2 separate regions of the Homo sapiens genome follow, and region 1 is linked to region 2. A link is an interaction called in ENCODE POLR2A ChIA-PET data of the cell type or tissue named here. Cell type or tissue: OCI-LY7. All regions are shown on one strand.

The links. Peaks named below come from ENCODE experiments on the same cell type or tissue, not always from the same donor. Only the 100,000 strongest peaks of a DNase experiment are listed, where the experiment ranks them.
Region 1: POLR2A ChIA-PET joins it to region 2 with 7 read pairs; 3 of 35 experiments call an interaction of 5 or more read pairs at or near these places.

The regions. Positions count from the first base shown.
Region 1 is chr15:41,027,460-41,031,459 of GRCh38, reverse strand. INO80 (INO80 complex ATPase subunit) reads left to right here. Exons shown (of 36, transcript NM_017553.3): 25 at 3,724-3,864. INO80-AS1 (INO80 antisense RNA 1) reads right to left here. Exons shown (of 5, transcript NR_170322.1): 5 at 3,569-3,871. Among named protein-coding and RNA genes, the nearest start is that of INO80-AS1, 13 kb to the right of the region's middle. In OCI-LY7, no CTCF peak of the experiment used is centred here; no DNase peak of the experiment used is centred here.
Region 2 is chr15:40,671,042-40,675,041 of GRCh38, reverse strand. No RefSeq gene overlaps it. Among named protein-coding and RNA genes, the nearest start is that of RAD51-AS1, 22 kb to the left of the region's middle. In OCI-LY7, no CTCF peak of the experiment used is centred here; a DNase peak (open chromatin) is centred at 2,411; H3K27ac peaks cover 563 bases.

The DNA of each region.
Region 1 (4,000 bases), 360 kb before region 2:
CTTTTCCTTCCCCTCCTTTCCTTCTTTCTTTCTCCCTCTTCCCTTCTCTTTCACTTTTCTTCTTTCTTTCTTTCATGACCAAGTTAGACTAAAGAAGTAATGAACAAACTTTCTTTTCTATCTACAATATTGCTTAAGGTATTCTTTGTATTCTTCCATGTCAGGCATACATTTTTCTATATCTAGCAATGTCTAGCAGTTCATGTTGCTACATGAAGGGAAATTGGATAGTGTGGTGGTACCAAGGTTCACATATACTAAACCAGATTTGATGGAACTAATGTTAAGAGAAAAGAATCTAGAAAAGTATATATTGGGTAAAACATTCTAGGGGTAGTCAGGGTTTCTCTAAAGTTGAGGCTATATGTTGAGCATTTTGAACATAGTTATTATTTTTTAAAACCTGGAATCAGAAAGCTATACATCACCTTGACTTAGCAACTTCAATGAGAATACTATTTTAACCCAGCTCATAAAAAATAAGTGAATGAGCCAGGCACAGTGGCTCACGCCTGTAATCCCAGCACTTTGGGAGGCCAAGGTGGACGGATCATGAGGTCAGGAGTTTGAGACCAGCCGGGCCAATATGGTGAAACCCCATCTCTACTGAAAATACAAAAATTAGCCAGGTGTGGCGCACACCTGTAATCCCAGCTACTCGGGAGGCTGAGGCAGGAGAATTGCTTGAACCCTGGAGGCAGAGGCTGCAGTGAGATAAGATCACACCACTGTACTCCAGCCTGGGCTACAGAGTGAGACTCTGTCTCCAAAAGAAATAAAATAAAATAAGTGAATGTTGGCCAGGTGTGGTGGCTCATGCCTATAATCCCAGCACTTTGGGAGGCTGAGGAGAGGGGATCACTTGTGGCCAGGAGTTCAAGACCAGCCTGGCCAACATGGTGAAACCCCATCACTACTAAAAATACAAAAATTAAAGGCGTGGTGGTGCGCACCTGTAGGCCCACCTACTCAGGAGGCTGAGGTGGGAGAATCGCTTGAACCTGGGAAGGCAGAGGTTACAGTGAGCCGAGATCGCACCACTGCACTCCAGCCTGGGTGACAGAGAAAGACTCTGTCCCAAAAATAAAAATAAATGAATGTGTTCTAATTTGGGAATGACCACCCCTGGGAATAGAATTATTGCTAGTCAGACTTTTTCCAGAAAGGTAATAACAAATAATGTGCTTTGTTAAAAGAACTCCCTATGGTGAGTTGTATTCTTTTCTTAGTAATAACTACAGTGCTGAAGAGAAGATAATTGGAGGAAATGTTCATTCTTTTATTTTCTACCTTTATATTATTGGAACAAAGTAAGAAACAGGTTTCTGTTGAATTTTGAATTTTAGAATACTCAAAATGAAGATGAATTAATGCGATACCTGATAGAGACATTATTTAGTGACTGGTCTGTAGAAGTTAGTAAGAATTCAGAAGTCTTCAGGTCAGCTACTGCTGCTGCCTCAGCCATCTGCCCAGGAATGGTCTGATTGACAGTGGATGTCCCAGCTGGCAGCCCTGAACTACTACTTAGCTGGCGGTGATGAGCAGAAGTTGCTAGACTTGTCATCTCTCCTCCCCAGTGAGGGAGCAAGATGGGCTACTGCTGATGTCAGAAATGCACTTTCAGGAAACAAACAAAAAACGTGGCTACATCTTTTTACCTTTTTCCTCCTAATTATTCAGTATTGGAAGAACAGTCTGACACCTAGCCTGCTAATCTTTGTAACGATACTCATGTTAGACATTCAAGTGATAATGGGCATAAACATGTAGAGAGATAATGAACTTCAACGGAGATGCTACCCAAAATCAAGATGGGAACACAGATGTTATTGAAAAGCTGTCAGAATGTTAAAATTCTTCTTTGGGTAATGACAGGGACCTCAACATTTAGAGAAAAGGCCAAACATATCATAGCTACATGGGCCTAGCAGTATATCAAATGTTGTAAACACTTCTGTAGTCTGTAGTCAGAAACCACCTAAAGACAGCCCAGCTATCCTGGAAAATAGCTATAGTCTTCAAATTGTTGATGACAGTTATTTAGAAGATGCTGATTGGTTCAGGGAAACAGATAACAGTGCATATGTCGTACTAGACAACTTGAGATCACTGCTTTCAAACTATGAGCCTTAAGAACCCATTTCCTTACAGAGATGTAAGCCCTGTGGAAAATAAAGCTGTATAAGTGGAAGAGCAGGATATGAGCTGAACAAATTATCCTCAGAGTGATTTGGTACTGGTATTATAACTATTATTCTCTTACAGAGGATCCAGGTTGCTGTTCTGATCTTGCAGTTTGTATTCTTGACCTTACAACAATGTATAAATTAGACTGCCTTGTATGTTATCTTCATCTACATGGTTATTTTGGTCATCAACCTGCCTTATTGAGATATCAGTAAAACAAATAAGAATGCAGATCCAAAGATAAAACGAATAACATACTGAGGAAGGAACTTCTGCATTTCTTATATAGAACACCATGTCCCACTGAGGAGTGATTTGTATGTGAACATTTCATACTTAAAATCTTTCATATGACTGGCTGTGACCTGAAGCTGTAACATGAGTTATGAAGTCTGTTAAAATACTTTTTTTTTTTGGGACGGAATTTCACTCTTTCACCCAGCTGGAGTGCAATGGTGCGATCTCAGCTCACTGCAACCTCCGCCTCCTGGGTTCAAACGATTCCCCTGCCTCAGCCTCCTGAGTAGCTGGGATTACAGGCATCCGCCACCATGCTGGCTAATTTCTGTATTTTTAGTAGAGACAGAGTTTCGCCATGTTGGCCAGGCTAGTCTCAAACCCCTGACCTCAGGTGATCACCTAAAGGTGATCCCGGCCTAAAATACATTTTTGATACGGCAACATAAGTGAACAATAAATATATTTTAAATGGTTGTCAGAGGCACTAAAGAGATAGAATTTCCTGTTACTGACCCCTTGTATTGATTACTCTGAATAAATTAATAAGAAAACAAATGGTGCTAAACTGCCTTAAAGAAAAATTTAGAAGGAAATTGCCAGGTGCAGTGGCTCATGCCTGTAATCCCAGCACTTTGGGAGGCCAAGGCAGGCGGATCACCTGAGGTCAGGAGTTCGAGACCAGCCTGGCCAACATGGTGAAACCCTGTCTCTACCAAAAATGCAACAATTTGCCAGGTGTGGTGGTGCACGCCTGTAGTCGCAACTACTCGGGAGGATGAGGCATGAGAATAGCTTGAATCTGGGAGGTGGAGGTTGCAGTGAGCTGAGGTCATGCCACTGTACTCTAGCCTAGGTGACAGAGCAAGACTGTGTCTCAAAAAAAAAAAAATTTAGAAGGAAATTGTGTTGGTCATCATTGTTTTCAACACAAGACATGAGTTTGCATCCACAGTGCAACAGATGAACCAAACTTCCCCTGACATTCCCATACAAGTGATTTGTCTAATGAAGTTTTGCTGTGCCTGTTTTTGATTAACAATATCTCTTCCAGAAAAAGGTAGAATTATAAATGACAGTTGTTTAAGGTATATTAATAAAACCACATTTTGAAATTAACATGGGCTTCAACTGTATTATATACTTGGTTCTAATTAGTGGTTGTTTATTAGAATTAATAGTATTTACAGGGAAGAAAGCTCTTAAAGTTAGATGTTTAATATGTGGCTTTTTTTTTCATTTTGCTTACATTAAACATAATTATAGTTGGCATTCATTTGCATTTTTATTTTGCAGTCTCTTGTTTTCAGCAGCCACTGTAAAGCAGTGAGTGGCTACTCAGACCAGGTTGTCCATCAGCGGAGATCAGCTACCTCCTCGCTGCGTCGCTGCCTGCTCACTGAGCTGCCATCTTTTTTGTGTGTGGCCAGTCCACGAGTAAGTGCTCCAGGAGGGAAGAGATGAAATAGATGGCAATAGGAGAAATAAACCAATTTTTAAGGGATTTATTTCTTAAACAGAATTGTTTTAAACTATTTGGACTTTAAGAAACATATAAATTCTAGTATTTTAA
Region 2 (4,000 bases):
AACAACCAGAAAACAAAGGTAAGAGTAAGTCCCTACTTACCAATAACATTGAATGTAAATGGACTAAACACTCCAATCAAAAGACACAGAGTGGCTGAATGGATAAAAAAACAAGACTCAATGATCTCTTGTGTACAAGAGACACATTTAACTTATAAAGATGCACATAGACTTAACACAAAGGGATGGAAAAAGATATTCCATGCTAATGGAAACCAAAAGAGAACAAGTCACTATACTTACATCAGACAAAATAGATTTCAAGACAAAAACTGTAAGAATAGATAAAGAAGGTCATTATATAATGATAAAGGTGCCAATTCAGCAAGAGGAGATAATGATTATTAGTATGTATGCACCCAACACTAAAGCACTCAGATTTAAAAAAAGGAAATATTATTAGAGCAAAAGAGAGAGATAGACCTGAATACAATAATAGCTGGACACCTTAACACCCAACTTTCAGCATTGGACAGATCTCCTAGACTCTTTTTCTCCCAGACAGAACATCAACAAAGAAACATTGGACTTAATGTGCACTATAGAAAAAATGGACCTAATAGATATTTATAGAACATTTCATCCAATGGCTGCAGAATACACATTCTTCTCCTCAGCACATGGATCATTCTGAAGGATAGACCGTATGTTAAAACACAAAACAAGTCTTAAAACATTCAAAAAATTGAAATAATATCAAGCAGCTTCTCTGACCACATTGGAATAAAACTAGAACTCAATAACAACAGGAATTTTGGAAAATATACACACACATTGAAATTAAACAATATGCTCCTGACAGTGGGTCAATGCAAAAATTAAGAAGGAAATTGAAAAATTTATTGAAAAGAATGATAATGGAAACATAACATACCAAAACCTATGGGATACAGTAAAAGCAGTACTAAGAGGGAAATGTATAGCTATAAGTGCCTACATCAAAAAATAACAAAAACTTCAAGTAAATAACCTGATGATACATCTTAAAGAACTGGAAAAGTAATGTCCAGGCACGGTGGCCTGTAATCACAGCACTTTGGGAGGTCAAGGCAGGTGGATCACCTGAGGTCAAGGGTCAAGACCAGCCTGGCTAACATCGTGAAACCCCATGTCTACTAAAAATACAAAAATTAGCTGGGCATGATAGCATATGCCTGTAATCCCAGCTACTCGGGAGGCTGAGGCAGGAGAATCCCTTGAACCCGGGAGGCAGAGGTTGCAGTGAGCCGAGATTGTGCCGCTGCACTCCAGCCTGGGCAAAAGAGCAAGACTCTGTCTCAAAAAAAAAAAAAAAAAAAAAGACACTGGAAAAGTAAGAGCAAACTGAACCCACAATTAGGAAAAGAAAATAAATAATAAGTATCAGAGCAGATATAAATGAATTTGAAATGAAAACAATACAAAAATCAACAAAACAAAAAGTTGTTTTTTTTTTTTGAAAAGATAAAACTGACAAACCTTTAGCCAGACTAAGAAAAAAAGAGAGAAGGCCGGGCACAGTGGCTCATGTCTGTAATCCTAGCACTTTGGGAAGCCAAGGTGGGCGGATCACGAGGTCAGGAGATTGAGACCATCCTGGCTAACACGGTGAAACCCCGTTTCTACTAAAAATACAAAAAAAATTAGCCAGGCGTGGTGGGGGGCACCTGTAGTCCCAGCTACACAGGAGGCTGAGGCAGGAGAATGGCGTGAACCCGGGAGACACAGTTTGCAGTGAGCCGAAATCGCACCACTGCACTCCAGCCTGGGCGATAGAGTGAGACCCCATCTAAAAAAAAAAAAAAAAAGAAAAAGAAAAAAAAAGAGAGAAGAACCAGGTAAGTAAAATCAGAGATGAAAAAGGAGACATTACAACTGATACAGAAGAAATTCAAAGGATTGTTAGTGGCTTCTATGAACAACTATATGCCAATACATTGGAAAATCTGGAAGAAACAAATACATTCCTAGACACATACCACTTATCAAGATTGAACCATGAAGAAACTCAAAACCTGAACAAACCAATCACAAGTAATGAGATCAAAGCCATAATAAAAATTCTCCCAGCAAAGAAATGCCTGGGGCCCAATGGCTTCACTGCTGAGTTTTACCAAACATTTAAATAAGAATTAATACTAATCTTACTCAAACTATTCCAAAAAATAAAGCACGAGGGAATACTTCCAAACTCATCCTACTGCCGGGCACAGTGGTTCACACTTGTAATCCCAGCACTTTGGGAGGCTGAGGCAGGTGGATCACCTGAGGTCAAGAGTTCAAGACCAGCCTGGCCAACATGGGGAAACCCCATCTCTACTAAAAATACAAAAATTAGCCAGGTGTGGTGACACATGCCTGTAATCTCAGCTACTCAAGTCATCTACCCGCCTCAGCTCCCCAAAGTGCTGGGATTACAAGTGTGAACCACTGTGCCCGGCCTAACACCTGGTGTTTTGATAACACCTTTTCTCTAAGATCTAGAACAAGGCAAGCATGCCCACTTTCAGCACTGTTATTCAACATAGCACTGGAAGTCCTAGCTATAGCAATCAGAAAAAAGAAAGAAATAAAGGGAACCCAAAATTGAAAAGGAAGAAGTCAAATTATTCTGTTTGCAGATGATAGGCTTTTATATTTAGAAAAACCTAAAGACTCCACCAAAAAACTCAAATTCAGTAAAGATAAACAAATTCAGTAAAGTTGCAGGATACAAAATCAACATACGAAAAGCATCAGCATTTCTTTCTCTTTTTTTGAGATGGAATCTCGCTCTGTCACCCAGGCTGGAGGGCAGTGGCGCGATCTCGGCTCACTGCAACCACTGCCTCCTGGGTTCAAGTGATTCTCCAGCCTCAGCCTCCCAAATAGCTGGGATAACAGGCATGTGCCACTACACCCAAATAATTTTTGTATTTATTTATTTATTTTTGAGATGGAGTCTTGCTCTGTCGCCCGGGCTGGAGTGCAGTGGTGCAATCTCAGCTCACTGCAACCTCTGCCTCCTGGGTTCAAGTGATTCTGCTGCCTCAGCCTCCCGAGTAGCTGGGACTACAGGCGTGTGCCACCATGCCTGGCTAATTCTTTTGTGTTTTTAATAGAGACAGGGTTTCACCATGTTGGTCAGGCTAGTCTCAAACTCCTGACCTCATGATCCGCCCACCTTGGCCTCCCAAAGTTCTGGGATTACAGGCATGAGCCATTGTGCCCGGCCAAGCAGCAACATTTCTATATGCCAACAATGAGCATCTGAAAAATAAATCAAGAAAGTAATCCCATTTACAATAGCTACAAATAAAATAAAATACCTAGGAATAAACTTAACCAAAGAAGTGAAAAATCTCTGCAATGAAAACTATAAAACACTGACACGGCCGGGCGTGGTGGCTCACGCCTGTAATCCCAGCACTTTGGGAGGCCGAGGCAGGTGGATCATGAGGTCAGGAGATCGAGACCATCCTGGCCAACATGGTGAAACCCCGTCTCTACTAAAAATACAAAAATCAGCTGGATGTGGTGGTGTGCACCTGTAGTCCCAGCTACTCAGGAGGCTGAGGCAGAAGAATGGCGTGAACCCGGGAGGCGGAGTTTGCAGTGAATGGAGATCATGCCACTGCACTCCAGCCTGGGCGATGGAGTGAGATTCCGTCTCAAAAAAAAAAAAAAAAAACTGATACAAGAAATTTAAAAGGACACATAAAAAGGAAAGCTATTCCATGTTCATGGATTGGAAGAATAAATATTGTTAAGATGTCCATACCATCCAAAGCAATCTACAGATTCAATGCAATCACTATCAAAATGCCAATGACATTCTTCACAGAAATAGAAAAAACAAACTTAAAATGTATATGGAACCAGAAAAGATCCAGAATAACCAAAGCTATCCTGAGTAAAAAGAATAAAACTGGAGGAATCACATTTTCTGACTTCAAATTATATTACAGAGCTATAATATTGAAAACAGCATGGTAGTGGCATAAAAATAGACACATAGACCAATGGAACAGAATAGAGAACT